Regions from separate parts of the Homo sapiens genome. Here region 1 is linked to region 2. Evidence: chromatin loops called from intact Hi-C (ENCODE). Cell type or tissue: heart right ventricle. All regions are shown on one strand. Links, peaks and the distances in the headings refer to the core of each region. The heading gives the core; the rest is flanking DNA.

Region 1 (15,473 bases), core at 3,090-11,089, 260 kb before region 2:
GTCAGTGTAAAGGACAAAGGGAGACAAATAGAAATTGTTTTATAGTTATATTTTATGAGTCACGTTTGTAGGACTATACATATATTATTTATATGTCATTTAATTTCTTTCTTTAAATAAATGTGCTTTATTTAATTAATTTATTTTTTGAGACAGGGCCTCACTCTGTTGCCCAGGCTGAGTGAAGTGGCACAATCACAGCTCACTGCAACCTCAACCTCCTAGGCTCAAGAGATCTTCCCACCTCAGCCTCCTGAGAAGCTGGGACTACAGGCGGGTGCCACTATGCCCAGCTAATTCGTTTTCTTTCTTTCTTTTTTTTAAGAGATAGGGGTGTCCCTGTGTCACCCAGGCTGGAGTGCAGTGGTGCAATCATAGCTCACTGTAGCCACAAACTCCTGGGCTCAAATGATCCTCCTGCCTTGGCCTCTTGAGTAGATGGGACTATGAGTGTGCAACACCACACCTGGCTAATTTTTTAAAAGGTTTTTTGTAGAGATGGGATCTCACTGTGTTGCCCAGGCTGGTCTTGAACAACTGGTCTCATGTGATCCTCTCACCTCTGCCTCTCAAAGCGTAGGGATTACAGGTGTGAGCCACTTTGCCTGGCCTAAAATGTACTTTATTCTTGTGTCAATTCAAAACGTATGCATCTTTCTAGAACAAGATCCTATCTCCGGTCTACATTCATCGATATTTTCTATGATCTACAATTGCATCTAGGTCAAACAATCTATTATCTTTATTATTTCCCAGTTTATGCTCTTAAACTCTTATTTCGTTTAATTTTCACAACAACCCTGAGAGAGAAGAGCTCTTGTTCTTTGTGTTCTATGTCTCAGGACCAGAAATTAAGAAAGGGGTCCAAGGAGTAAGGGACAAGAGCCAAGGTTGATTGGAAAAGTCAGGCCTGGCATTTGGGGATGTAGGCAGTGGTGGTGCCAACAGGTGGTGTCAAGGGGCTTTAGGAGCGGGTGTCAGCAGCTGCCATGGGCTGAACGTTTATGTCCCTCCACAATTCACCAATGTGATTGTATTAGGAGGTGGGAGTCTTCGGGAGGTAATTAGGTCATAGGGTTGGAGCGTGCTCATGCTGGGGATTAGCGCCCTTATAAAACAGGTTCCAGAGAGCTAGCTCACCCCTTCCACCACATGAGGACACAAGGAGAAGGCGCCATCTGTGAACTGGAAAGCAGACCCTCACTAGACGCCGACTCTGCTGATACCATGATTGTGGACTTCCCAGCCTCCAGAACTGTGAGAAGTCAATTTTTGTTGCATATAAGCTGCCCAGTTTGTGGTTATTTTGTTATAGCAACCAAAACAGACTAAGACAGCAGCCCTCCCTCAGATCTCAGTCACACCTCTATTCTTAATTATAGGCAGTTGCTTAGATGCCCTCTGAGGAGGTTCTGGGTGGGGCCTTTTGATAGATGCCTCTAGGACAGTGGCACCGTGGCAACCGGGACTTCCACAAGGGTGCATGAGGCTCTCTGTCTTTCTCTGTGTGTGTGTGTGTGTGTGTGGTTTTTTGTTTTTTGTTTTTTTTGTTTTTGTTGTTGTTTGTTTGTTTTGTTTTGTTTTTTTGAGGGGGGTCTCGCTCTGTTACCCAGAGGCTGAAGTTGCAGTGGCGCGATCTCACCTCACTGCAACTTCCGCATCCCGGATTCAAGCGATTTTCCTGCCTCAGCCTCCTGAGTAGCTGGGAGTATAGTCACACGCCACTATGCCAGGCTAATCTTTGTACTTTTAGTAGAGACAGGGTTTCGCCATGTTGGCCAGGCTGGTCTCAAACTCCCGACCTCAGGTGATCTACTCACCTTGGTCTCCCAAAGTGCTGGGATTACAGGTGTGTGTGTGTGCCACCACACCCGGCCTTCACTCTCTCTTTCTGAGAAGATTTCTCACTATGTTGCCCAGGCTGGCCTTGAACTCTCGGGCTCAAGTTATTCTCCTGCTTTGGCCTCCTAGGTTAGCTGAGACTACAGGCATACACCACACCCAGCTACTCTGTCTCTTGAAGACCCCCTCGAACACTGGGTCAAGTGTCATGACCAGAACTGATAAACCCAGAGCCTTGTTTGAGTGAGCTCGAGTTTTGCAAGGAGCAAGAACCAAGAATCTGTCTGCAGGGAAGAGGGTACCCAGGGCCAGGAGACAGGTGAGCACTTCCAGGCCCGGTGCCAGGGGGGTGCTACCTGCAACCAGACAGTTCCCAGGAGGCCTGGCAAGGCTCTTACTTCTGGCTCCCTCCCAGAGATTCCTCTGGGTCTCTGCAGGGACACCATTCCCTTTGTAAACTTGGCTGTGGGTGGTTCTGGTTTCACATCAACACATCCCTAAGCAAGATAGAAATTCTAAAAACCTAGATTTCTTGAAAAATTTAAAATTTCTTGTATGAACTGGATTCTTCCTTTCTTAATGCCACTTACTTATGGGTACTGTATCTTCAAGAATGCAACAGGCCCCCAAGAAGACCATAGGTCCTGGCTTGTATCCCCAGCCTCCTTTCTGCCATTTCGTTCCCTTGGAATAGATGGATGAAAATGGGCAGGCCGGCCTGCGAGCACCCACCTAGTGCAGACACATGGCTGTCATTTGCAGTAGGGATGGACTGAAGTCTCACGGGTTTTTCGGAGCCCAGCCACATGTACCTGGAGGTCAGAAGAAACATCTGCCAGAGGCTTAGATGCAGCTGACATTGGCCTATTTCTTTTTTTCTTTTCCTTTTTTTTTTTTTTTTTTTTTTTGAGGCAGAGTCTTGCTTTGTCACCCAGACAGGAGTGCAGTGGCGCAATCTCGGCTCACTGCAACCTCCACCTCCCGGGTTCAATTGATTCTCCTGCCTCAGCCTCCCAAGTAGCTGGGATTATGGACATGCGCCATCATGCCTGGCTAACTTTTGTATTTTTAGTAGAGATGGGGTTTCGCCATGTTGGCTAGGCTGGTCTCAAACTCCTGACCTCAACTGATCCACCTGCCTCAGCCTCCCAAAGTGCTAGGATTACAGGCATGAGCCACCGAGCCCAGCTGACATTGGACTACTTCTGAAGGAAGAGTCTTGCATTTTGCCCTTTAACAAGACTTCACAGGTGATTTAATGTGACTCCAGTAGAGGCCACATCTGGGGTGTCCAATGGGTGTTATTTTTTGAAGCTCCTCTTTCATTTTTTCCAGTGAACGAGTTTCAGCAGGTGTTGAGAAGTCTGAGGCAGCAATGGGTGAGCTGCCATGAGACAGTGTATGTCTGGTGTCTAATTTGATTGACTTGTTTTCGTGTCCATGAGAACTTGGAGCCAGGAATAAAAAGCACAAGCGGCAGAGATGACAGCTCCTTGCCACATGTCCCACCTCTCTCCACTCCAAGGGTTCACTCTATAGCCACAGAGAGATGGGAAAGAAATGTGTCAAAGAATTCATGTCAGACACACATGGAGTGGGAGATTGTTTTTGATTACTTGTTTGTTTGTTTGTTTGTTTGTTTGTTTTTTGTGAGACAGAGTCTTGCTCTGTCTTCCAGGCTGAAGTGCAGTGGTGCAATCTCAGCTCACCACAAGCTCTGCCTCCTGGGTTCAAGAGATTCTCCAGCCTCAGCCTCCCTCGTAGCTGAGATTACAGGTGTGCACCACCACGCCTGACTAATTTTTGTGCTTTTAGTAGAGACATGGTTCCACCTTGAGGGCCAGGCTTGTCTCGAACTCCTGACCTCAGGTGATCCACCCGCCTCAGCCTCCCAAGGTGCTGGGATTACAGACGCCCGGCCTGTTGTTGATTATTTCTGAAAAGCCTCAGAAAAACCTCTTCCCCAAACTAGCCACCATAAGGCAAGATGGTGATTTATTAAGCATGAGTTGGACTGGCTTAGCTCTCCTGGTTGGCTAAAATTGGCCAGAAAAATAAAGTAATTTGTGGTTGTCAGATTCTAAATTAAATGATTCAAATACTACTGTGGCTGATTAAAAGGCTTTATTCAATTTCCTCCTGACCACATGCTCTCCTGTGAGACCAGGAGATACTGTTTCTAGAAGAAATGCACTATTTGGAGCCTGTTGATCTAATCTAATGGATGGTGGTTATTAAATATGGTCTCCCTACTTTTTTCTAAATGAAAGGTGAGACTAAAGAAGGAGGAAGAAATGACTCCCTGTTTGTTTAACTATGAATGATTCTCTCTTGCCAGGTTTCTGGGTAGCAGCCTCTACAGTGAACCAGGGTGGATACCTAAGACATTTTTAAGTACCCTTAAAAGACCTCTAGGCAACCATAACAAAGGTCAACAAATGAAACTCAAGCATGAATAAACAGGAAGAAGAGTCTAGGATTGTAGCCGACCATCTAATGGTGCAGTGCATCACCCACGGTACCCGCTGAAGGGACAGTCTTGTGCCGGCCATCTCAGTGCCCTCCCTTCTTGGCCTTGCTGATTAGACCCCAAGGGAACCAGGACACAAGGCGGCCAATCCAGAGATGTATCATGTGCCCTGGCGGAAGACAGATGAGCTGGCTTAGGAACATGAATGAGGAACTCCAGCAATGAGGAGGTTAGCAGCTGATGCAGGCATTGAAAGGGGGAGAGAAAGAGGTCAGAGAGAGACCACGTGACTCTGGGAGAGCGCTGGAGTAACCAGCTGGCCCCTAGAGTGGGCCTTACTCTGGTCCAGGCTCTGTCTGGACCAGTTTGTTGCACTCATCTTGAAAGCAAGCTCAGCCCTTCTTCTTTTTAAAAAAAATTTTATTTCTTTACTTTTTTTTGAGACAGGGTCTTGCTCTGTCACTCAGGCTGGAGTGCAGTGGCACTAGCAAAGCTCGCTGCAGCCTCAACTTCCTGGGTTCAAGGGATCCTCCCACCTCAGCCTCCCAAGTAGCTGGGACCACAGGCAAGTACCACCATGCTCATCTGATTTTTATTTGCTTATTTTAAAATTTATTTTATTTTTTTCTGAAATAGGGTTTCACTCTGTCACCCAGGCTGGAGTGCAGTGGCACCATCTCCACTCACTGCAACCTCTGCCTCCCAGGCTCAAGCGATTCTCCTGCCTGCCAGGTGAGTAGCTGGGACTTCAGCCGCGCATGACCAGGCCTGGCTAATGTCTGTATTTGTAGTAGAGATGAAGTTTTGCCAAGTTGGCCAGGCTGATCTCAAGCTCCTGGTCTCAAGTGATCCTCCCACTTCGGCCTCCCAAAGTGCTGGGATTACAGGTGTGAGCCACTGCTCCCAGCCTGCAGCCCTTCTTAAGGTGGCCTAAGCAGGACTCAAAGGAGCCCAGCTGACCCCAGGAATCAACAGAAGATTTTCAGCAGGAACCACAGAGCAGTTCACCACCATATAAAACACAGCGGCTTTTGGAGAGTGAGTTGTGTAATCTACAAGGGATATCATGAGGCCAGACCACGGGGCAGGAAATGGCCCTTTGACCAAAGCAAGGAGGAGGATGGCAGTCTCTGGGGAAGAATGGGGCTCACCTCCCTGCGGCCACCTCCCACTAACCTCACCTCTATGCTTCTGTCTCTGGAGGAAAGGATGCCACAGCCTGGCCCTCCTACCCCAGGCCAACAGACAAGGGGGCTCACAGAAGCGAAGCTTGCTTTGAACTCCAAGTACCTCCAAGGTCTGGTAAGACAGCATGACCTTGGACCTTGGAAGGGAGCACAGATGGAAACACACCCAGGCCCTGGCTTGGCCCATCGATAGGTGCAGGATCCCTCATCTGGGATTCCCTTGGTTTATTGAATGAATTTGTTTCCATTTACACTTTGGTTTTAGCCAGTGTATATTTTTCATTATGTTAAGAATTGGTCTCATGTAGTGAATAAGGCCATAGGCCTTGGTGCCAGGCTGTTGGGTGAGTTTCTGGCCCTGCTACTTACTGTGTGGCCGTGACCTAGTCACTTAGCCTCTCAGTGCCTCAGTTTACGCATCTGTAGAATGGGAACAATCTGCCTCTCCCTAGTGTCATTGTTTGTGAGATTAAAGGATCTGTCTGTCCTGTGCCACGGCTTGCAACAGATTCTGCCCATGTCAATATCAGCTTGATGGTTTATTGGACATTTGTGTTTCTTTTCTCTTCTTTTTCTTTTCTTTTCTTTCTTTTATTTTTATTTTTATTTTTATTTTTTCTTGAGACAGAGTTTTGCTATTGTCACCCAGGCTGGAGTGCAATGGCCTGATCTTAGCTCACTGCAACCTCAACCTCCGCCTCCTGGGTTCAAGTGATTCTCCTGCCTCAGCCTCCTGAGTAGCTGGGATTACAGGCGCCCGCCACCACATCCAGCTAATTTGTGTATTTTTAGTAGAGACGGGGTTTCACCATGTTGGCCAGGCTGGTCTCAAACTCCTGACCTTGTGATCTGCCCACCTCAGCTTCCCATAGTGCTGGGATTACAAGCGTGAGCCACCGCGCCCGGCCCTTGTGTTTCATTTCAAATGCTTCTGTCCCGGCCCTTTGACCGTTTTTTTATGGGGGATGTTTTTCCGGTTGACAAGTAGGAGTTCTTAACCGCCAGCGCCCTCCTCCGTCTGCGCTGCGCAGCTGAGGCCCGTACAACCTGCAGGGGGCGCCCGGGGCTCGCGCTGCCTCGACGCGGTGGCCCGTGGGTGTCCGGGCCGGAGAACTCCAGATCCGAGTGCGTCCTCTTGGTCCACGAGCCTCCTCCCTCTCCCTTACCCAAGGACAGTGAGCTGGAGCGCGGGCGGCTGGACGCGTAGCGCAGCCTTCGCAACGGGTCTTTTTTCGTCCCACTTTTTATGGGACCTTGGGCTTCCAAACCGACGTTGGATGGTTTGTCAGCGGATACTTTCACCGCCCACAGCAAACTTGCAGAGCCAAGCGGGCTGTTCTCCGGAGGCTCTCGGAGGACGCCCCCTGCCAGCTGCCGGCATCTGGGGGAGAGGGACAGCATTTGGGGTGGGAAATGAAGTTCTGGTTTTGCACATTTACTGGCCTACACTGGCGTCTCACTGTGACCTAGAAACTGGAGATGGAGGCTAGGGGTGGGAGTTGAGGAGCCAGAGGCTGTGGGGCGGGGGTTCCCACTGGGATCGGTTGGTGGGGTCACCAAGCAACAGCTCCCCATCAGGCAGAGGCCTTAGACGGCAGCATCATGGGCGACGGATGGAGACCATGGGATTCAGGGGCCTGAGAGGGAGGCAATGGGATGGCCACAGAATGCAGCCAGAAATGAAGGGACAAAGAAATCCCTGGGGCTGCAGACCAGTGGCCTCTGTGGTGGCCAAGGGTGAGGGAGACACAGGGCGCTAGGTATGGCAGAGGTGCCACCCTAAAGGCCAAGACTGTACAGGGCTGGACCTGGCAGCACCCGGAGAGGGACCAAGGAAGTTTGTGATCTGGACGATGACATAGGTCGTTCTTACCCATCACAGTTACCCAAGATGAAGGGAGGTCCCTGAGCTGAGAAAAGGGCTGGGCGCCTGCCTGTAATCCCAGTGCTTTGGGGGGCCGAGGTGGGAGGCCAGGAGTTCAAGCCTGCAGTGAGCCATGATCATGCCACTGTACTCCAGCCTGAGTCACAGAGTGAGACTCTGTCTCTAAAAAAAAAAAAAAGAAGAAGAAGAAGAAGAAAAAAAAAACAGACTGGGCGTGGTGGCTCCAGCCTGTAATCCCAACCCTTTGGGAGGCCAAGGCTGGCAGATGGCTTGAGCCCAGGAGTTCAAAACCAGCCTGGGCAACATAGTGAGACTCTGTCTCTACAAAAAATGCAAAAATGAGCCGGGCGCAGTGGTGTGCACCTGTGGGCCCAGCTACTTGAGAAGCTGAGGCGGGAGGATGTTTTGAGCCTGGGAGGCTGAGGTTGCAGTGAGCCAAGATCGCCCATTGCACTCCAGCCTGGGAAAAACTGGGGAGAGAAAAAGTGAGCCAAGCCCCAGAGCAAGGGCTGGGAAGGGAGAACAGCAAGCAGGAGCCTCAAAAACTGGGGCGGTGGGGACGGGGGGTGTGAAGGGGGTGGGATTGTTCAAAGGCACAGGAGCAGTGGTTTCCAGGGATACTGGGGGGTCTGGAGAAGGGACAGCAACTCCCAGGAGATGTGGGGAAGCTGTGGCCAGCAGGGGACAGCTGCAAAGCAGGAGATGGAAGGCTGAGGATGTGTCTGTAACAGATGGCCCCTGCTTTCCAGGGCGTGGAGGACAGCACTTGGGGAGTGGGTGAGAAGACAGGAGACTTCAGTGGGTGGGAGGACAAGATGGGGTGACCAAGAGTGTGAGGGTGGAAGTCTGGACAGGACCCTGGGCTCATCACATGGGCCTCCGGGCAGAACCAGGGCAGCAGAGCCTCCACTCACAGCCTGGACACCAGCCTCTCCTTGGAAGAACCCATCTCCTATTAAGAACCCTGTGGCACAGTGGATCATGCCTGTAATCCCAGCACTTTGGGAGGCCGAGGTGGGCGGATCACCTGAGGTCAGGAGTTGGAGACCAGCCTGGCTAACACGGCAAAACCCCATCTCTACTAAAAATGCAAAAATTAGCCGGGCATTCTGGGCGCCTGTAATCCCAGCTACACGGGAGGCTGAGGCTGGAGAATCACTTGAACCTGGAACCTGGGAGGTGGAGGTTGCAGTGAGCCAAGATCGTGCCATTGCACTCTAGCCTGGTCGACAAGAGCGAAACTCCATCTCAAAAACAAAAAACAAAAAACAAAACCAACAACCCTGCACTATGACGGGTCCTTAAGGAGTGAGTCATGGGCTCTCACTGCACACCAAGGAGCCCCACATGTGAAAATGCTTCTAGAAACATTGAGTGCTTGTAAAGACCTACTGCTGGGCATATTGGCCCTATTAGAGGGAACATTTTATCACACGAAGGCACAGGTAGGTTGTTTCATGGTAATTGCTTTCCTAAACCATAGAGAAAAACGCATCACAAACCCAGCACAGTTAACTAAAGTGGTCACATTCCTCTTCTTTGATTTAAAGCTATTTAGAAATATTAGCAACTGACTTTGCCTCCAGGTTGTCGGTGCTTTTTTTTCTCGACTGTAACTTTTTCTTTTGAATCCCATGAAATATCCTGAGTACACCAGGAGGGAGGAATGAAAATATGTTTGCATTTCCAGCTCTGCAGCCAACTGCTACTCAGACAATACCCTCAATGTGTAACCTGGGAGTTTAATATTCTCAAATATTTATAATTACGCAGAAACAGCCCGAAGAAATGTTCAGCTTCTTCACAGCTGGATAATTATCTACATTCAATGTTCACAACCTCAGAGCTGCTTCTCAGAGTTTGGGGTGCCTCTCTGCCACTTGGGCATGCAGAGTACATGGGTTCTGTGGGCAGATTCCTAACGGGGCATAGAAGTGGCATGGGGAGATCCCATGCCAGCGTGCTCTCTCTCTCTCTCTCAAGAGTCCTGCTCTGTGGTACAGGCTGGAGTGCAGTGGTACAATCATTGCTCACGGTAGCCTCGAACTCCTGGGCTCAAGCAGTCCTCCCACCTCAGCCTCCCGAGTAGCTGGGACCACAGACGCATGCCACCGCACTTGGTTATTATTTTTTAAAATTTCAATAGGTTTTGGGGGAACAGGTAGTGTTTGGTTACAAGGATATGTTCTTTAGCGGTGATTTCTGAGATTTTGATGCACCCATCACCCAAGCAGTCTACACTGTACCCAATGTGTAGTCTTTTATCCCTCACGCCTCTCCCATTTTTTTTTCGGACTAATTAAAAAAAAATTTTTTTTTTCGTAGAGACGAGATCTTACTTTGTTGCCTAGGCTGGTCTTGAACTCCTGGCCTCAAGCAATCCTCCCACCTCAGCCTCCCAAAGTGCTGGGATTACAGGGGGAAGAAAGGCTCAATCATTCCCAGCAAATTCTGTAATGGACCCATGAATAAAGTCCTACATTGAAGAGTCCCTGCGGAAGTGTCTCATGGAGTCCCAGATGCTCCCCACAAAAGGATGCTGTGGTCAAAGCAGCGCTGCCTCTGTCTGCCTTTGGAGAGGCACCATGCATTCTGCTATTCATACATTTTCTCCTTGCCTGGCATCTCTCCTGCTGCTCCCTCTGTTCCACGCATATTTCCAGAAGAATATCAAGAAAACTATTTTTCCTGCATAATTACCCGCCTCCTCTCCACCCACCTCCACACATCTTTTCGGCTTTGACGTGGCAGCTGCTCTGATTTCTTTAAGTGGACTGCATTCTGCATTTACCAGGCAGGTGGAATTCTATGAAGGGAGCCTCCAGCCGAGGCTGGGAGTGAGGGCCCTGGGCATGATCATCCCTCCCTGCACCAGACCTGCGGCTCCCCTGTCTGCATTGAGGTCCTCCTTCCCACAGTCCCTGGGGCACAAAGCTATTGGTTCCTGAATGAGTGTCACCAACCAACTGCCTGGTCCTCCTTCTCCCAAGCCCAGGCTGCCTCAGTCCTGACTCTGTGACCTGAAAGGAAATTCCTCTTTAGTGAGATCAGCTAGCATCTTCTCAGTTGTAGCTTTCAGAACAGTAGACCCAAACTAGCACAAACTAAAGAGAATGGGCTGTCCCATGGAACCAAACAGTCTTGAAGCCCCAGCTGAGGTTCAGGCGGGGCACTGTCGCTGCTGCTCTGGAATTCTTTCCACCTGCCTGCCTTGGGCTATGGGCTTCATCTCCAGGCCAGCCATGCCCAACACAGCAAAGGGTTCAAAGATGTGCCAAACCCTGGTTCACGCTCTGACTGCCTGGAAGAGCCAGCAGTTCCTTCTCCAGGTGGCTTCTACAAATTATCAAGAAAGCATCTTCCCTTGCTGGGTGTGGTGGCTTACACCTATAATCCCAGCATTTTGAGAGGCTGAGGCCGGTGTATCACTTAAGGTCAGGAGTTTGAGACCAGCCTGACCAACATGGCAAAACCCCATCTCTACTAAACATACACAAATTAGCTGGACTTGGTGGCAGGCACCTATAATCCCAGCTGCTTGGGAGGCTGAGGCAGGAGAATTGCTTGGACCTGGGAGGCAGAGGTTGCAGTGAGCCGAGATCATGCCAGTGCACTCCAGCCTGGGCAACAGAGTAAGACTCTGTTTCTAAATAAATAAATAAGAAAGCATCTTCCCAGGTGCCCATCAAAAGTCCTGTGGGTCTTATTGGTCCCAATTGGGTCTGGTGCCCATCCCTTAGCCAACCACTGTGGCCAGGTGGCTGGGACATGCTGATGAATGTCAGTCTATCAAGGCCTGTCCCTGAAGCTGGGAGAGGGTGAGAAGTCCCTGAGCTGTATGGGGGAAGAAAGGACACCCAAATCAAATGTGGAATACTGGACCAACGGAAGTGGGAATGGACAGCAGAAGATCTTGGAAGTGAATGTTCACTTCTCTGTGTAACTTGCAATTGAGTCCCCTCACCTTCTGCCTCTGAGAAGCAAAGACCAACCTCTTTCTTTGTGCACCTCAAGAGGCAGTTTTCTAAGCAGGGTCCTTGCCTGTCTCGTGGACTTGCTGTATCCCCAGCACCAAGGACACCGACTGGCCAATGAGGTGCTCCACCAGGATGAGCGGATGGAAGGAACCCAAGAGAGGAAGAAATAGGCATGCTTGCCTGCAGGTGGCTTTGGGGCTCTGGATAGATAGAGACAGCCCTGGGATCCATGGAACCGTCTGGATGAAGGGCCCAGGACCCAGAGTGACACATGTCTTCTTCCACAGGCCTCACTCTAAGGTGGCCGGGAAGAGAGCTGTTACCAACAGAAGTGTGGATGCCTGTCACTTAAGTGTTTCACTGCACGGGTCTGCGGGAATCATTCAGTAAGATTCTAGAAGCATTCATGGGACATCTATTCATGCCAGGCCCGGGCATGGGCACTGCAGAGCCCACAACAAGTGGACAAAGCACAGCTAGTCTCTGCCCTGCAAGGGCACACCTGGCAAAATCAGGTCCCCACAAAGCCAGGACAAAAACCATGGGAACCCTGTCATCAGAGGTGGGGAGAGCCACCCCACGGCCCCCTCGGCACCTCTGCCAGCCTTTCTCTCAGCAGCCAGAATGAGCCGCCAGGTGCCCTCATATAGCTGTGAGGTGTGCCAGACACTATTCTTTTATACACCTATGATTTGTGACAAGTCGACTCCAACTTGCATAATAGGACACTAAAAGGCTTAGAGGGAATTTTTCCCAAATTGGAGACTCAGAGATGCCCAGATAATCTCTCCTTGGTTGCCGCTAAGTCTTATATCAGTCATGGTGTTCCGTTTCTTTGGTATGTCTGTGATAATATGTAAATTATGAGCTTCCCATTACACCAAGGCTTGGAGGGAAGAGCCTTTCCTGAATTTTCCTTTTGAGGAAGTTGGTGACTTGGAGACAATGTTCTTCTCCCTTGAGGACTCTTCTTAGTAAGTGGAGTAAATTTTTTCTTCACTAAAAAAATCTATTTCTCCAAATTTTTGAAAATTGGTTTAATATTCTGCTTTAACCTCTGTGCCCAATTCCAGAGACACCAACTCCCATCAGGACCAGGCTGTGTTTAGCACCCCATGCAAGCGAACGCCCCAGCAGTGTCTGGGACATTCTGGGGGCCTCACCTGAGTGTCAGACACATCTGCCATTTCTCCAGCCACGAAGCAGCCTCCGCTGCCTGTGACCCTGAGGTGTTGCTCAGGTCAGCATGGTCAGCCTCTCTAGCCACCACCCCTGAGGCCCCTTTCTGGCTTCCAGAAAGGATTCTCTCTGCTTGGGGCCGAGAGATTAGTCCTGACAGGGCTTGTTGGCAGATGTCAGGGCTTTTCAAAATCAGAGCCCCAGAAATGGCTTGCCTTTGGCCACTGTCGTGATCGCCCCTGAGTTGTTGCCACCAACCCCTCCCAGCCAATAGCAGCCAACCCTATTATCTAGTCCCCTGCTCCTTCGGCCTCAACGTGGGCAACTGGGTCCCTACACTGGAACCACCCAGGCAACCCCTCATAGGGTAGCCCAATGGTCTTGCTTTGCCTGGGTCTCAGGGGTTTCCTGGGATGCGAGACTTTTAATGCTAAAACTTTCAATGGGGTAGTTGATTACACATCTCAGAATCCAGAGTTCTCTCAAGCATCTGCAGAGAGAAAAGAAGTCTCTTCCGTTACCAGTATCCTCCTTCTGTTCCCAAGAGTAATCACTTCTAAGACAGTTATCTAAGGAAATTATTTGTTTCTGGGGCAACTGCCCCTCGATCATCAAATAATCTGAGAGGAGTCCACGTCCCGGCATCTGGGGAACCCCACTCTGGGCATCACCCCTCATCAGAGCCAATGTGAAACAGTCCCTGTTAACAGAGCCTACTGCTGGCAGCTCAAGAGGCTGTGAAGTGCCTGGGAAAGACAGGGTGAGGCAGAGCTATTACTGAGCATCTTCTCTATGTCCAGTGCTGTTCTAGAGCCTGCAGGCAAGAGGAGGCTGGTAACCTATGACTCATGCCCTCAGGACTTACAAACCCCAATTCTTGGGAGGAAGCCCTAGTTATTTCCTACTGGGATACCCGGCTTGACTTGAAATCTGAATGTTGGGGTGGATCTTGCAAAGAAAGTTAAAACCTAAATTCCACCTGCCCCTTGAGAAGAAGCAACCTTTGCCCCTCTTCAAGGGAAAGGCTTTCCTGTGAACAACCTCCATTTCTCCACGGAACACTCATTTCCAGAGCCAACTCCTAACCTTATGAAAACACAAGGACATTAATGAATGTCAGTCTATCAAGGCCTGTCCCTGCAGCTGGGGAAGAATGTCTTTGCTTTGCCCCTTACTCCTTGGTTAAAGTTGCCTACAAGCCAAATAAATCCCAGCTCTAGGTCATCAAGCTGGACCCATCAAGGTATAAATGAAGTTTCCAATTCAAGCTTCTCCCTGGGCAGGCTGTGTTGCTAACACACGAGTCGGCTCTGCTTGTTGACACGTTCAGCAGGAAAATGCATGCATCGTGCCACCTACATTCTCGCCCTGTCCCCCAGGCTGGAGTGCCATGGTGCGATCTCGGCTCCCTGCAACCTCCGCCTCCAGGGTTCAAGCGATTCTCATGCCTCAGCCTCCTGAGTAGCTGGGACTACAGGCACGCACCACCACGCCCGGCTAATTTCTTGTATTTTTAGTAGAGATAGGGTTTTGCTGTGTTGGCCAGGCTGGTCTCGGACACATGGCCTCAAGTGATCCACCCACCTCAACCTCCCAAAGCGCTGGAATTACAGGCATGAGCCATGCCACTCAGCCAGAAAACCAAGGTTTAAAGATGTTTGTGATTTGTTTATGTTCTTGTAGCCAGAAAATAGTAGAAGCAGATTTGGGGGACCCAGGAAATTCAACTCCAGAGGCCACCAGCATAACCACCAACTTATAATAGGGACCCCTCCTAAAAGATAAGGAATCTTGCAACATTTGATGAGTGAACAATGTATTTGGGAAAACTTTTTTTTTCTGGGAAGAGAGTCTAAGGCACTCATCAGATTTCGAGAAGGCACCAGGACCCCATACAAGTTGAGGAGAAAGTCTGGGGGTGATGGACCATGCTGGGCTCACCTCCCTTTTACTCTGAAGATAGAAAAGGGCTCAACTGTGACATCGGGACTTGGGTGCAACCCCAGGAACACACGTGGAGGGTGGGGGCTGTGTGGACTAGAACGCACCCTGAGGAGTTGTGAAATCATCTTCCCTGGAAGTGTTTGTGAAGGGGAGGGTCCCCGACTCGGCTGCCAGGACTCAAGTTTGACCTACACAAAGCTCTGGGAATGTGAACCCTTGAGGACCCCAACTTAGGGAGGGAGGAAACAGCTTGAGCTTTACCAGCCCAGCAAGGCCACTTGCTCCCATGCCTGCCTGCCTGATACAGGCCATATACCCGATATTCACTGGGTGCCTGCAGTTTGAAGCACTATGCTAAGTGCTGCATGTGAAAGAGCATCTTCATTTCTCACAATAGCCCCAGGGGATAAATACTATTATCATCCCCATTTTGCAGGATGAACTGAGCCTTCAAGATGCTAATGGGCTTGCTGAGGTCACCCAGCTGGTAAGAGCTGGCCCTGGGATTTGAACCCCGGCCATTGGCCAACAGATCCCCTCTATCCAGTGCTCGGCTGCTTGCTCCTTCAACCACGTTGGTCTCCATGGCCTGGTTGACTACTCTTGCTCCTTCTTTCGGGCACCAAGGGGCACCAAGCATGTTTACCCTGCCTGTGGAGTCCCTCTGGGGATGCTACAGCCATCAGCATGATGACAGAGATCATCATTCCTACAGTAAGAATGGAAAGTGAGAGGAGAGAGAAAGAAGGAGGCCTCCTCACTCCCTACCTTTGTGGCTGTCTCCAGGATGAACCTGGCAAGACAAGGCTAAGGAGACCACAACGACCCAGCCTCCCAAGTAGCTGGGATTACAGGTGCGTGCCACCACACCTGGCTAGTTTTTGTAATTTTTTTTAGTAGAGACATGGTTTCAACTTGTTGGCCAGGCTGTTCTCAAACTCCAGACCTCAGGTGATCTGCCCACCTTAGCTTCTGAAAGTGCTGGGATT
Region 2 (15,473 bases), core at 2,684-10,683:
GGGACGCCAGTACCATAGAGGCAGTGCAGCTGCACGCCAGGTGGCATCGTGGCTTCCACCAGCCCTTCTGTGTCCTGCCGCATGAGCCAGCCATCTTCAAAGCCGATGTCCTGGAAGAACTTGCGGTAGTCCCGCAGTGTGTAGTTGATTGTGGGTGTCTGCACGAACACCTTCTCAGGTGACCATGTGTAGTTGTAGGGCAGCAGCCAGCTGGTGGAGACAGCTGACCGCTGCTGCTCCCGGATCTTCAGGGGCCCGATGACTGGGATCCGGTTGTTGTCTCCTGCAGGGAGAAGGCTCTGGTCAGTCTGTGCTTAGGAATGCCAGCTGGTTGGGCAGCATGTTCACCACCAGGCCCCTGCCAGACCCCAGCCAGGGGCCCAGTCCACAGTCCCGCATCTCTACCCGGTTATCATCATTGTAATCACTGTGACTCCCATCCCTGCCTTGGCTCTTTTTTTTTCTTTTTGAGACAGGGTCTCACTCTGTTGCCCAGGCTGGAGTATAATGGCATGATCACGGCTCACAGCAGCCTCAACCTCTCAGGCTCAACCAATCCTCCCGCCTCAGCCTTTGGAGTAGCTGGGACTACAGGTATGCGCCACCATGCCTCATGCCTGGCAAATTTTTCCTTTTTTTTTTTTTTGAAGTAGGGTCTCATTCTGTCACCCAGGCTGGAGTGCAGTGGTACAGTCTTGGCTCACTACAACCTCCACCTCCTGGGTTCAAGTGATCCTCCTATGTCAGCCTCCTGCATAGCTGGAACTACAAGCACGTCCCACCACGCCTGGGCTAAAAATGTTTCCACTTTTTATACAGATGGGGTCTTGCTATGTTGCCCAGTTTGCTTGCCTTGGCTTTTATTGTTTCTCTTTATTTTTGCTACATCTGGGAACCACACATCCAAGCTATGTTTTGTTTTTTTTGCTTTCCTCACCAGGGAGTAAGGCGGCACATACCCACAGGGTGATTTATGATGCTTCCTTGCCTGTAAACTCTACCATCCTCCAAGTGCTGATCAGGCCTGTGGGCACTGACCTAGTCTAAAGTGAGTCAGCAGGTTGGCAACTCGGAGATGACATGTTCTGCTTTCCCTTTTATGACACTGAACTGTGTACCAGTTTTTCTTTTCCTAAGCTCAGACCAGCGTTCAGCCAGCCGTGGCCTCATTCCACCCACTTGCATGTGCGCTGACCTGGGCAGCCAGGCGTGCTGGAGACAGGGCACGAGGGGAGGCTGCAGATGGAGGCGGAGTCCCTATACACAGGAATGTGAACAACACAAACACCCGGCAGTCAGGGAGGCCTCCAGGAAGTAAAAGCTGCAACTTGGGAACAGGGGCCTCTGGCCTGTTCAGGATCCATGGTCACCCATCACCCCACCCTGTATCTGAAAGCAGGGAGGCCTCTCAGACTGACTGTAGGGCCTCAGCTCTGCCTGCTGTGGCCTGGCTGGGGGACCCCTGAGGCAAGGAAAGCCCCTAGGGGTGCACGGACTTCCACCTCCCCGCACCACACACCCAGTCCTGGACTGCCAAGGCAGGACAGAACAGCTTCCCAGCCTTTGAAACAAAGCTCTAAGGGGACTCACAGAGAAACTCTGAAAGGGGCCGGGGCTACCTGTCTAAACTCAGGGTATGCCCACATCCGTCCCTCCAGGCCCAGGCTAGACCGAAGTGGTGGCTATAATGAGTCCTCACTAAATCTGAGTGTCTTCCAGCCAACTCAGAGTCACTGGGCCTGACCCAATCACAATGCCAGTAGACCAAGCAGGTCAAGCAGTGGCAGGCACTTGAGCTCATGAGATGCTTGGCACAGCCCTGGCTCATAGCTCCCAAAGTGAGGGTCCATAAGCCTCCCCCAAGTCCTAGCAGAGGGAGGAAAGCTCCCTTCTAGAGGAAGAAGCTCTACTCTACAGCTGCAGCTGGTGAGCTGCAACAGTCATGAAAAGACGGGGGAGGAGCCATAAAAGGGGTGGCTTTCCCAATTGCCAGGCAAGCAGGCCCAGCCAGATCTGCACCTGCTTCCTCCCTGTGTTGCCTACAGAGGCTCCGTGCTGCCCACAGATGGAGGCGCAACTCATAAATAAAAAACTGTAGTCTAGAGGCCAGGTGCAGTGGCTCATCCTTGTAATCCCAGAACTTTGGGAGGTCAAGGTGGGCAGATCATTTGAGGTCAGGAGTTCAAGACCAGCCTGACCAAAATGGTGAAACCCCATCTCTACTAAAAATACAAAAAAATCTGGCCGGGTGCGGTGGTTCATGCTTGTAATCCCAGCACTTTGGGAGGCTGAGGCAGGCAGATCCTCCTGACTTGAGGTCAGGAGTTAGAGACTAGCCCGGCCAACATAGTGAAACCCAGTCTCTACTAAAAATACAAAAATTAGCCGGGTGTGGTGGTACGCGCCTGTAGTCCCAGTTACCCGGGAGGCTGAGGCAGGAGAATCACTTGAACCTGGAAGGTGGAGGTTGCATGAACCAAAATCACGCTACTGCACTCCAACCTGGATGGCAGAGTGAGAAAGACCCTGCCTCCAAAAAAAAAAAAAAAATGCTCTAGCCTTCCTCCTCTGCGGTGAAGGTGGGGATGAAGAAGTAAGGATGGGGTAAGAGGGAGGGATGGCCAGGCACAGTGGCTCACACTTGTAATCCCAGCACTTTGGGAGGCCGAAGCGAGTGGAACATCTGAGGTCAGGAGTTCAAGACCAGCCTGGCCAACATGATGAAACCTCATCTCTACTAAAACACAAAACTTAGCCAGGCATGGTGGCGGGCACCTGTAATCCCAGCTACTCAGGAGGCTGAGGCAGAATCGCTTGAACCCGGGAGGCAGAGGTTGCAGTGAGACAAGATTGCACCACTGCATTCCAGTCTGGGTGACAGAACCAGACTCTGTCTCAAAAAATAAAAATTAAAAAAAAAACAGGGCTGACCCAAGAGAATAGTCATTGTGGAGACCAAAGCAACTCCATTTTGGATACTAATCCACCATGTTGGCTTCTGATTAACCCCAGATCCAGGAAGGCCACTGAGATTTCCACTTTATCTACTGTTTCTTGTGCACGTACTTAACCATAAATCAAAACAGCCTCTGTGTTATCATCCTTCAATGTTCAACACATCGCATCGGAGTCGCCCTTTCCCTACAGAATATAAGCTCTGGGTCTGGGGGCTAATAGTGTGGGGATCCACCATCTTGTCTTGCCCCCACCTGAGACACAGATGTGGCTTCTATTCGTATGTCCCTATTAAATGCTTTTCTCTGAGAAACTAGATTTGTCAGCCTCTTTCTTCTTTGGACTTTTAGGGGTAGATTTGCATAGACCCCACACACCGTGGGACAGACACGAGGCATGCTGGCCCAGGAGGACACTTAGGAAGGGAAGAGAGGGCAGAATTCCTGGCAACAGCCCCCCACGCTGGGCCAGGTAGGGTCTTACCTGAAGCCAGGACGCGCAGGGTCTTGGCCACGCCCCCCCAGGGCGCACCCAGTGACACGAAGGCCCGGATATACTTGTCCTTCCAGGCCTGCGGCTGCCGCTGCAGAAAGTAGAGCGTGTACATGTTGCCCATACTGTGGGCAACCAGCACCACGGGGCCCCCATACAGCTGGTACATCTCCTCGATCATCTCGCGGAGGGCCAGGAAGTAGGGCCCGTTTTCATCTGCAGGCCAGAGCCAGGCAGGGGTCAGGTGGGAAGGGTCCTGGAGCCGGAACCACTGAGCTTTTCTCAGGCCAGACACAAGACGAGAGGGGGAGGGGAGGGTGCTCACATTCAAACAGAGCGGTCTGGGTCCCCCCGCCTTCCATGAAGGGAGGAAGCCTTATATTTCTCCCCAGGGCTCACAGGCCCAGAGGTCCCAGGGTGGGAAATGGAGGACAGGATAAGACTGACCAAAGGTGGTGGCTGTGACCACTAGACTGGATGCCAGAGGCCCAGGGACAGGAGACAGCCAAGGACAAGGGGAGAGCCCAAGGTCTGTGGTGCCCATGATCACCTCACCCCTACCTCCCGAGACGTCAGGGAGGGAATGAGAGTGCCTGCTTACTTGGGGCTCGGCGCCAGTCATAGGGAGCCCCTCGGACATCCTCACCCCGTGTGTAGCCCCAGCCCACAAGGCTCTCCACCATGGTGTGGAAATAGGAACCTGTAGACAGAAATACAGAGGATAAGAAAAGATACAGCTAGTGCCGGCCACCTACACTATGCCCAGCATGGAGACTGTGACAGCTAGCAGGTCCTTGGAAGAATGCTACAGGGCTCTGTGCCCACGCTGATCAGAGACAGCTCACAGGCTGTCCCTACAAACCAGCAGAGTTCCTCCAGCTCCAGCTCCAGTCCGGCAGAAACCCCATCCCAGCTCCCGGAGGCCTTGAGTAAGGGCTACATACCCACGCTGCTTTTGCTGGGGTCCAGGAACTCCAGTGAGAAGGTCTTCCCAAAGCCAGGGACACGTACATCCACACCATCAGGAAACTGGGTGGCCCTGGATGTTTTGTTGTAAACCAGCCTGTTGTGAGAGGATATTGAGCCAGTGACCCGGAGGGGACACTGAGCTTGGTGTGTCCCAACAGTGCATCATGTCCTGAGTCATACTCCCTTCTCATGCCCAGGTTTGGTCAGATGGATAGGAGAGACCGAAAAGTAACAAAGCAGGTTGATAAAGCACAGATCACCTGTAATCCCAGCACTTAGGGAGGCTGAGGTGGGAGGATCACTTGAGGTCAGGAGTTTGAAACCAGCCTGGCCAATATGGTGAAACCCTGTCTCTACTAAAAATACAAAAATTGCCCAGGTGCAGTGGCTCACGCCTGTTAATCCCAGCACTTTGGGAGGCTGAGGCTGGCAGGTCACCTGAGTGAGGAGTTTGAGACCAGCCTGACAAACATGGCGAAACCCCATCTCTACTAAAGATACAAAATCAGCCGGGTGTCGTGGGAGGCGACTGTAATCCCAGCTACTCAGGAGGCTGAGGCAGGAGAATCGCTTGAACCTGTGACACGGAGGTTGTAGTGAGCTGAGATCACACCACTGCACTCCAGCCTGGGCGACAGAGCAAGACTCTGTCTCAAAAAAATAAATAAATAAATAAATAAATAAATAAATAAATAAATAAAAATAAAAAGCACAGATCAGAGTAATTACATCCAAATGAGGACCCCACCAAGGCATACTTACTCCAAATACTGACCCCAGGACCCCTGTCAAAGCAACATTCCCCTCTCCCCCGTGACCCTACTCTAGAATGAGGGTCTTGGACCTGGTTGGGAGAAGGAAGTACCAGTCCTGATTCTGCCGTGAACTTCACACTGGACCCCAAGAGGCAGTCTACCCTCTTTCAGCTTTCCATCGCTCCATCTCCTTGCATCCAGCTCCTGCCAGCCCAACGTATCCCAGGTGAAGGAGGTGGTGAGTGCAGTACACAACAGAACCAGACAGGGGCCGGGTGCAGTGGCTGACACCTGTAGTTCCAACAATTTGCAAGGCCAAGGTGGGAGGAATGCTTGAGGCCAGGAGTTCAAGGCCAGCCTGGGCAATACAGTGAGGCCTTGTTGCTACTAAAAATAAAAAATTAGCCAGGCATGGTGGTGCAGGCCTGTGGTCCCAGCTACTTGGAAGGCTGAGGCAGGAGGATGACTTGCACCTGGGATATTGAGGCTGCAGTGAGCCGTGATCATGCCACTGCACACCAGCCTGGGCAGCAAAGTAAGACCCTGTCTCAAAAAAAAAAAAAAAACAAAACAAAACACACTAGGCCAGGCACAGGGGCTCACGCCTATAATCTCAGCACTTTGGAAGGCTGAGGCACGTGGATCACTTGAGGTTAGGAGTTCGAGACCAGCCTGGCCAACAGGGTGAAACCCCATCTCTACTAAAAACACAAAAATTAACCAGGCATGGTGACGTGTACCTGTAATCCCAGTTATCCGGAGTCTGAGGCAGGAGAAGTGCTTGAGCCTGGGAGGCAGAGGTGTAGTGAGCCGAGATTGCGCCACTGCACTCCAGCCTGGGCAATAAGAGCGAAACTCTGTCTCAAAAAAACAAACAAACAAACAAAAACAAACCCTAGAAAGGCACCATGCCTCAGGGCTGCTGTATGGGTGGGTAGGCAGGTAGGAGAAGGAGCAAGGCCCAGAGAAATGATGGGAGCTGGTGGGGAGAGACAGGAGGAAGGCCTTGTGTGGCCCCAGGTAGGTATAATTGGGTCCCGCTTCCTCTGCGCATTGGACACAGCAGCCAGCCAACCTCCAAACACATCCTCCATGGAGGAAGGGAATGAACCATGCTCCTATGACCTCCCAGTACCCCAGGGCTGTATCAACTGTCAGACTGCAGCCACAAGGCTCAGGGCTTGCCCAGCAAATTCCTAAGCGCCATGACATAGGACATGGACCACCAGCTACTGACTTAAGATCCCTAACAGCCCTTTCTTACTTTTCTTTCTTCTTCTTTTTTGAGACAGGGTCTCACTCTGTTGCCCAGGCTGCAGCACAGTGAGGAGATCATAGCTCACTGTAGCCATAACCTCCTGGGCTCAAGTGATCCTCTTACCTCACCCTCCTGAACAGCTAGGCAGGCACCACCAGGTCTGGCTAATTTATTTATTTATTTGTTTATTTATTTTGTAGGGACAGGGCCACACTATGTGCTCATGCTGGTCTCAAACTCCTGGGCTCAAGCGATCCTCCTGCCTTAGCCTCCCAAAGTGCTGGGATTATAGGTGTGAGCCACTGCACCCAGCCTATTAGTTTTCTAGAACTGTGTAATAAATTACCACAGACTCAGCAGCTTCTAACACCACACACGTGATCTCATAGTTTCTGTAGCTGCAGTGCCAAACAGAACCAGACAGGACAGACCCCGCCTCAGGGCTCAGTACACAGCTGCTGCACCATCTCCTGTGGGAAGAGGGTTGTCAAGGCCTGAAGAAATGATGGGAACAGGGTGATGGGCCAGGGGAGACACCTTATACCAGGAGAAAAGCCTTGTGCCTCTGTGCGAGGCTGGGAACCTTGCTCTGGCCTCGCCACACACTGAAGAAGCAAATGTGCCCCCAAAACACAGGAACCTGGAGTTTCTGGTGGTCCTGAGTCCCACTTGCCCACTTAGATATCAGCCACTGAAGCTGACAGGATCCCCACAACTGACCCAGATAACAGGTCCTGGAGGCCCATTCTCTCCAGGGCAATTTGTAGATTATCCCAATGACCACATAGCAAAGTAGCTTGTTGCTACTAAAAATAAATTATCAAACAGCAAAATGCAGAAAACTGTTCTGGAAAGCCAAAGCAGTTCTGCGCTGGGTGAAAATCTAAACGGGTCAGAGAAGCAGTGAAGGCAGACAGGCCCCTCTTGGTATCAGCTGGCACCTCCAACTGGCAGCACCTGAGGCTGTGTCCCCAGTATAAAAATAGAAATGCACATCAACAGCCCAGAAATAACCCCAGTCACACAACACACAGAGGAGGAAGGAGTCATCAAAATGGGCATCACAAACAGCCGGCAGGCCAGGGCACCTGGAGGAGCAGCTAGCGGGTCTCTGGGAAAAACTTTTTTTTTTTTTTTTTTTTGAGACAGTCTCGCTCTGTCACCCAGGCTAGAGTGCAGTGCCCCCATCTCTGCTCACTGCAACCTCTGCCTCCCAGGTTCAAGTGATTCTCCTGTCTCAGCCTCCCGAGTAGCTGGGATCATGGGCGTGTGCCACCACGCCCGGCTCATTTTTGTATTTTTGTATTTTCTTTTTTTTGAGATGGAGTCTTGTACTGTCACCTGGGCTGGAGTACAATGGCACGATCTCAGCTCACTGCAACTTCCACCACCCAGGTTCAAGCGTTTCTCCTGCCTCAGACTCCTGACTAGCTGGGATTACAGGCGTGAGCCACCATGCCCGGCCTTAATTTTTGCATTTTTAGTAGAGACAGGGTTTCACTGTGTTGGCCGGGCTAGTCTCGAACTCCTGACCTCATGATCTGTCCACCTCAGCCTCCCAAAGTGCTGGGATTACAGGCATGAGCCACCGCACCCGACCAGGAAAAACTTTTAATTTGGGAGACTCCATTCAGCTCAAACATTTATCAGGCGCCAACTGTGTTTCTGGTTCTACTGCTATAAGGATAAAACAGACACACACTCCCTCCCTTCACGGAACTCAGCCTGGGAGGGAACCTCAGCTCAACGCCACACATTCTGGATTTGAATTCTGATTCTACCACTTATTAGCTGAGTGAGCACAGTCAATTTTGTAACCTCATTGAGCCTCCAGATTTCGCAGTTGTAAAGCAGGTTTAAAAACCACCTGTTGGCAAGTAACACTGGTGAAAAAAAAAAAAAGAAAACAGCACCTATTTCAAAACGGGGTTGCTGTAAGACTAACTGAAAGAAAGTATATAAAATGTACAGTGCCTGTGCAATTTGGGCAAACATGCCTGCAGACAAATTCGGGCACATGATGATGTTTAGAGGAAGCAAGCATGGGGCCTGGGAGGAGAGGCAAACCGCTCTGGGGAGTCAAAAGGGACATGTCACAAAGGGACCAGGGTCAGGTTTTTGTTGTTTTGAGACAGGGTCTTGCTCTGCAACCCAGGCTGGGTACAGTGGTCTGCTCACTGCAACCTCTGCTTCCCTGGCTCAAGCAATTCTCCTGCCTCAGCCCCCTAAGTAGCTGGGACTACAGGTGCATGCCACCATGCCCAGCTAATTTTTTTGTATTTTTGGTAGAGATGGGGTTTCACCAAGTTGCCCAGGCTGGTCTTCAACTCCTGAGCTCAGGTGATCTGACTGCCTCAGCCTCCCAAAGTGATGGGATTATAGCAGAGCCACCATGCCTGGCCTAGGGTCATGTTTTAAAGAGTGAATGGGGCTGGGTGTGGTGGCTCACGCCTGTAATCCCAGCACTTTGGGAGGCTGAGGCAGGCGGATCACAAGGTCAGTAGATGGAGACCATCCTGGTTAACACGGTGAAACCCTGTCTCTACTAAAAAATACAAAAAATTAGCCGGGCACTGTGGCGGGCGCCTGTGGTCCCAGCTACTTGGGAGGCTGAGGCAGAAGAATGGCGTGAACCCGGGAGGCGGAGCTTGCAGTGAGCCGAGATAGCGCCACTGCACCCAGCCTGGGCGACAGAGCAAGACTCTGTCTCAAAAAATAAAAGTTAAAAAAAAAAAAAAGAGTTGTGAGCCGAGATCGCGCCATTGCACTCCAGCCTGGGCAATAAGAGCAAAACTCCGTCTCCAAAAAAAAAAAAAAAAAAAAAAGTGAATGGAAGCCATTTATCAGGCAAAGGGTGTAGAAATAGATTCCAGGCCAAAAGAACAGCAGGTACAAAGACATGGCATGTCCCAAGAAGAATAAGCAGCTGGAGAGGTAGGGGAGGCCGAGGCACAGACAAGGAAAGGGGTGGGGGCCATGCCGAGGCTCTGAATAGGGGCTGGGACACAGAAATTTTGTGTAGGCAGGCGTAGTGGCTCATGCCTGTAATCCCAGCACTTTGGGAGTCCAAGGTGGGCAGAACACTTGAGCTCAGGAGTTCAAGACCAGCATGGCCAACATGGTGAAACACCATCTCCACTAAAAATACAAAAAATTAGCCAGGCATGGTGGCGGGCACCTGTAATCCCAGCTACTTGGGAGGCTGAGGCACAAGAATCGCTTGAACCTGGGAGACGGAGGTTGCAGTGAGCTGAGATGGCGCCAGCCTGAGTGACACAGCAAGACTCCATCCCAAAATAAAAGAAAAAAAAAATTGTGTGTAGGCATGAGAGGCCAGGACTGGAGAGTAGAGGAACAAGGGCAGCAGGAAGGGAAAGTTAGTTCTGCCTGGGAGTGCAGAGGTGGTGCCAACCAGACCAGACCAGACCAGACCGAGGACCTGGGGAAGGAGAGAGGTCAGTGACCTCGAGATGAGGATAGAAGGAACAGACTCTGGAGGCCTCTCAGGCACTGTTGGTGAGCAGCACCCCCCTCTGTGTGCCCCAGCCCCCACCTGATATTGTCAATCCAGCAGTCAATGATGACAGGCAGCAGCAGTTCCAGGTTCAGCCAGATTGTGAAGTAGCTTTCGGTCTTCTTGGAGCAGAGGTAGTGCACCACTGTCGGCTTGTCCAGCTTGGCTTCCAGTTGGTTACCCAAATCACCAGGGACTGCAGGGGGCACAGGACATGTGTGAGCCCTCAGCCCGGCAGGTTCAAGACTCCCAAGAACTTTGATGTCTGCAGCAGACCCCCTGAAGAGCCACAGATAATATGGCAGACCTGTGCAGTTCCACATCTCAAATTAAAGCACAGTGCTGGTGGCAGGAAATTCAGAGAGCAGGGACCTTGACCCAAAGGCCAGGGAACCATCTTTGTGCAGAAAAGCTGCTACTGCTGTGTGGTGCAGAGATGCCTGTGGGGGGCTTGGGAGAGGCCTGACATGTTTGGGGAAGGGCCCTAACATTGTCTCCAACTCCAGATAAAGTAAGTCTCCTGGATTTTCACTGGAACATCCTCCTGGGCCATTCAGATTATTGGAAGGGGGTTCAGGGTGAAGTCACTCCCCACACTAGGCCTCAGTTTCCGTATCTGTTAAATGAGATCTTGGTCTGAATCACCCCCAGCAAACACAGACACACCTCTACACATGGTTTCTATGGTTAATGGACCCCGATGGGAGCTCTGCCTGGGAGGAGGGGCTTGGAGACCCCTTTGCATTCCAGAACCTCCAAAGTTTGGCCAAGGCCCTTGTCATTAGATATATACCTTCGAGGCAGGGCGCAGGGGCTCATGCCTGTAATCCCAGCACTTTGGGAGGCCGAGGTGAGTGGATCACTTGCGGTCAGGAGTTCAAGACCAGCTTGGCCAATATGGTGAAAGCCCATCTCTACTAAAAATACAAAAAATTACCTTGGTGTGGTGGCACACACCTGTAATCCCAGCTACTCAGGAGCCTAAGACAGGAGAATTGCTTGAACCCGGGAGGCAGAGGTTGCAGTGAGCCAAAATCGTGCCATTGCCCTCCAGCCTGGGTGACAGAGCAAGACCCGGTCTCAAAAAAAAAAAAAGATATATACCCTGGAGGCTTGAACCCAAAAGTCTTCCACCCATAGCTATCCCAGGCTACATAGAAGACAGGGTCCTGTTCGCCCTGAGAGAGGAAGAAGGAAACAGAACAGAGCCCTGGGCCACTCAGCTAAAATTCAACCAGACAAAGTATGCAGGACAGGCTGGTGGGAGGGAAATGAACAGAAACACAGCTGAGAGAAGCTTACATTGGCACCCGCCAGCCTACCAAGGGCCCAGGCCTTACTAAAGGCCAGAGTCCAGTAAGGTGCCAGAGAGCAGATCATCTGGAGGGCCCTAGCATGGCTGGGAGCCCGTATTGGAAACAGCCACCCTGAACCAGCACCATTATCACCACAGTCCAGGCCCTAGGGTGACTTCTCTCCATCCCAGCCATCCTATTCAGTGTACTCAGAACTCTGGGGCCCTGGTGACACCCAAATCCCTCCCCACTGCGTCAAAGCCCTTCACAGTCTCGTTACTCCCATTGACCTTTCGGGCCTCACCTGCCCCCACATGCCATGCTCTCGCCACTTCCCAAACACATCCCCGTTTAGGGTCCATGATCATTGAGTGAAAAACCAGCACTTGGCTCTCCTGGACATTCACTGGGAACTGACCGTAAATCCACCCTGAACAGGGCGTGCCCTCCCTGGGCACCATCCCAGTGTCTTCAGGGTGCCATGAGAGGCAGGGGCGGCACATGCCTTCACCTCCCTTCATGGTATGGGTGCAGAGGGAGGGAGTCCCTGTCATGACAGCCTCTGGATGACATGCCTGTGGACTGGGCAGGGCAGGGCAGAGACCCTGGTCACTGTCTCTACCAAAGGGGAAATGGTAAAAGAGGAAGTCACCAGATCTGCTTTGCTCAGATGCTCCTTACCCTGGTCAGGCTGTGTGGCCCCTAAAAATAGCAGTGGCCACTTCCTGAGCCCATCTGCGCCTGGAACTAGGAAAAGAGCCATCCACATGCCTTTCACCTCAAGTAACACTGGGAGGGGACAGCCTTACTATTTCCACTTAACAGATGGGGAGACTGAGGCTGCAAGAGGTGGAAATGGCCTTGCCTATGGTCCCTTCCCCTTGCCCAGGGTCTTCTGTATCACATCGCTGGTCTCTCTTTCCTCCACCACCATTTCAGGATCCACCCCTAGAGGATTCTGATCTTCTGACAGTCAAGGTCAGATCCCTGCTCTGTGCCCAGGAGCTGCTTATCCAACTGCCCACCGTGAGGTCTCCCAGGGCTAAGGCCAGCAGCCTCACTCCCTGAGAAGCTGGGCATGTTAGGACTCCTGCTGCTCTGTGATTCTGGGTGGGGTCTGAGGCTCTTCTGCTGTGACCAAGGATAAACAGACTGACTGAATTGATGAGTGCGGTTAGCATCAATCCAGGCAAAATGGCTATGTGCCATTTTGTGTGCCACAGACCACATGCTTCCTAATGCCACGCCCCTCAGACTTAGAACTCTGCAGGCCAACCCAGGACTCCCTGAGGCCCTCAAGATAAAGTTCAGATGACCCAACCAGTCACAAGTCCTGTGCAGTCCACTCCTCCTGTGACTCGATCCCAGGCAGCCTGAGATGCTCACGTCTCTCCCCGACCCATTACTCTCTCCTGGCCTTAGCTCCAGCTATATACTCCAGGAAGCCTTACTTGACACCCACCCATCCAGGCTGGGTTGGTGGATTCTCTGTGCTTGCCCCACACAGACTTCCTCTCTGGGGATCACTGTTATTCCTATCCTGCAAGCTTTGGGGAGGCAGGGCCAAGTCTGCCCAAATCCCATGGTGAACCTGGGCCTAGTATCCCCCTGGAGCTTTTCCTGGCTGGGAACTCCTGGTGGGGCCTGCCTGGCACCACCCTACCTGCCAACTCTACCCTTCTGTGATTTGCATCGTCCCCATTTAAAGTACTCTCAGCAGAAAGAGCATGGAGATCATGCTGCACTAGACTCCACGTGTAATTCATGCCTCAGATGCCTCTGCTTTCAGGAATCCTGGCTGGCCACGGACACACCAGCTCTGGATGGGAGTGACGGCCTCAATGAGGCACCCAAGGCCCCCCAGACAGAGGTCTCATCCCTGCCCATCCCTGCAAGGAAATACAGTGGCCGTTGTAGAGTTGCCAGGGTTGTGATCAAGGAGCGGGGTGAGCAGGGGAGGTCACCGAGCCTCCACATAGTCTAGTCCAAGCATGTGTGGCAGGGTAAGAGTACAAGCATGTTGCCTGACACAGGTTCATGGCCATTGTCCCAACCCTTTCCCCTGACTTCAGTTGTCTTCAGTTTCCCTTAGGCCTTTTCCCTCAGGCAATGCCACACATCTGATAAGTTGTGGGAGTTGGTGGCCAGCTAGGACAGCAATCCTTTCCCTAAGGAGGTTCCTTTCAGCAATGCCTTCTGGCATATGTGGCATTGGAGGGGTCGAGGGTGACAGCCTCCTAACCAGGCCCAGGTCGATGCAGAAGTCAACTCAGGAGCCACTCTACACACCCCCACCATCCCTCAGGAGTGGGGCTGAAGCACCTGTCTTTCCAGCTTAAAAATGGGATAAGGGGAGGCAAGGCTTGGGAATGATGCGGACAGGTGGAACTATGAATAACCAGATGGTAACTCTCCCACTCACCCCCATTTTCTACCAGGACAGGAGGTGGGGAGCTGACCACACCCGCGCCCAGCATGGCGGGAGGTGAGCCGGCAGATCTAGATCACCTAAGTGACAAGACAGATACCAATACGCTCCCCCATTTCGTGACTGGAACAGAAGCAGACCGGGAAGGCAGCCCCGCCCGCGGCCCGTCCCGCCCGACCGACAGATCCACCACGAGACCCGTGCCTCACCCAGCACCACTGGGGGGTGACGTCCGGCCGGGAGCGCTGGGTCCGCGAGCAGCATTAGCAGCAGCAAGAGGAACAGGAGGCCATCCGGGAGCAGCCCCACACGGTAGGGGCGGAGGTGGAGGCCCATGGTGTACGACGGTCGCCGCAGGTCCGGGATGCAGGTTCAGCTCTCTGGGCTCTCGCCTAGGCGGGGGCGGTGGCGACGCGCTTAACCCCGCCGCCCGCATCCCCCGCATCCCCCCGGCCAATCAGGGCCCGCCTCCCGCAAATGGCTGGCCAATAGGGACTCGCCGCCATATACGCCCCTCCCAGTCGGAGGTCGCCGCCCCGCCCTTGCCCAACCCCCTGCTTCCTGGACCACGCTGAGCGCCGAGCGCATCGATGGATCGAGGTATCGCCTGGCTCCGGGCTGTCAGTCGCCCACCCGGGAACCCAGCTCGCCGCTGCTGTACCCCGCCCAGCCCTGGGTACCCGAAATCCACGCTGCGCAGCTCTCACTTGGCGACCCCCTGACCTGGAGGATCTGGAACGGACAAGACCGGGAGAGGATAAGGGGTGCAGCGCTGGCCGCTGCTGAGCGACCCCGGTTAAAGCAAGAAGAGAGGAAGTGAGTCCCGGACAGTTCTTGGGCCTCAGGTGACCAGGAGCTGACCAGGACCTTTGTGCAGCCCCCACACCAATTCTTAGCACACCCTGCCCCGAGGGCACCTGGGTGCGGCCAGTCAGCCCCTGTAACTCTGCCCCGGGGTTACAGATGCGGGGGGAACCGGGAGAGGCCAGGTCAGCATGTTCAGTTCCCAAGAGAGGGGTTAATCTGTTCGTTTTAGGGGCGCAGAGTGCAGCGTCACCCCGCCAGTCCGGGCAGTTCGGGCGCGGGGTTGGGAGTGGGCTTGAGTCTCGACCCTGCGCCATGGGCCATCTGCAAGTTCCCCTGCAGAGCAGGAGAGGCATCGGGAGCTCGTGGTCCCCCTCCACTCTCGCAAACCTGGGGAACCAGAGAGGACATGGACTCCCTGCGCCAGGAAGCAGGGGCGAACAGAGTGGGCAAAGACCTGACAGCTGGTTATATGCCAGCACCATAGGTCACTGTGGGATAGAGGGACGAGAGTATTTGGGAAATAGAGGTCTTGATCCTCCACACACCCACCCCTTCGAAGGGGCAGCTGCACCCTGGTCATCCCACCTGGTCCCAAGAAATTTGTCCTGCCCCTTCCTTCCTTCTTCTTGGTAAGCAGCTGACCTGGCTATGAAGCCACTATCTTGCCCTGCCCTTCTCGAGTTCTTATAGTGAAACATGTTGGTGACTGGGCTACCACCACCCTCCCTCTTTCTTTTTTCTTTTTCTTTTTCTTTTTTTTTTTTTTTTTGAGACAGAGTTTCGCTCTTGTTGCCCAGGCTGGAGTGCAATGGTGCAATCTTGGCTCACCGTAACCTCCGTCTCCCGGATTCAAGCAATTCTCCTGCCTCAGCCTCCCGAGTAGCTGGGATTGCAGGCATGCGCCACCACCCTGGCTAATTTTGTATTTTTAGTAGAGACGGGGTTTCTCCATGTTAGTCAGGCTGGTCTTGAACTCCCAACCTCAGGTGATCCACCTGCC

What was found. A loop is a pair of places that touch in the nucleus more often than their neighbours do. Peaks named below come from ENCODE experiments on the same cell type or tissue, not always from the same donor. Only the 100,000 strongest peaks of a DNase experiment are listed, where the experiment ranks them.
Region 1: it touches region 2 in a loop (4-fold over the local background); 19 of 110 quality-filtered maps call a loop at or near these places.

What each region holds. Positions count from the first base shown.
Region 1 is chr16:68,501,426-68,516,898 of GRCh38, reverse strand. LOC105371321 (a long non-coding RNA gene) reads left to right here and starts at 882. Exons shown (of 4, transcript XR_933693.3): 1 at 882-1,257; 2 at 1,972-2,161; 3 at 4,181-4,541; 4 at 4,760-4,790. RefSeq lists an enhancer at 8,374-8,874. In heart right ventricle, for the core only: a CTCF peak has its summit at 6,540 (motif pointing right); a DNase peak (open chromatin) is centred at 6,558; H3K4me3 peaks cover 721 bases; H3K27me3 peaks cover 2,779 bases.
Region 2 is chr16:68,243,956-68,259,428 of GRCh38, reverse strand. PLA2G15 (phospholipase A2 group XV) reads right to left here and starts at 14,056. Exons shown (of 6, transcript NM_012320.4): 1 at 13,876-14,056; 2 at 9,983-10,139; 3 at 4,392-4,510; 4 at 4,049-4,147; 5 at 3,439-3,663; 6 at 1-283. The coding sequence starts at 14,002. RefSeq lists enhancers at 13,090-13,590, 14,712-15,250 and a silencer at 14,007-14,236. In heart right ventricle, for the core only: no CTCF peak of the experiment used is centred there; a DNase peak (open chromatin) is centred at 7,384; H3K27ac peaks cover 8,000 bases.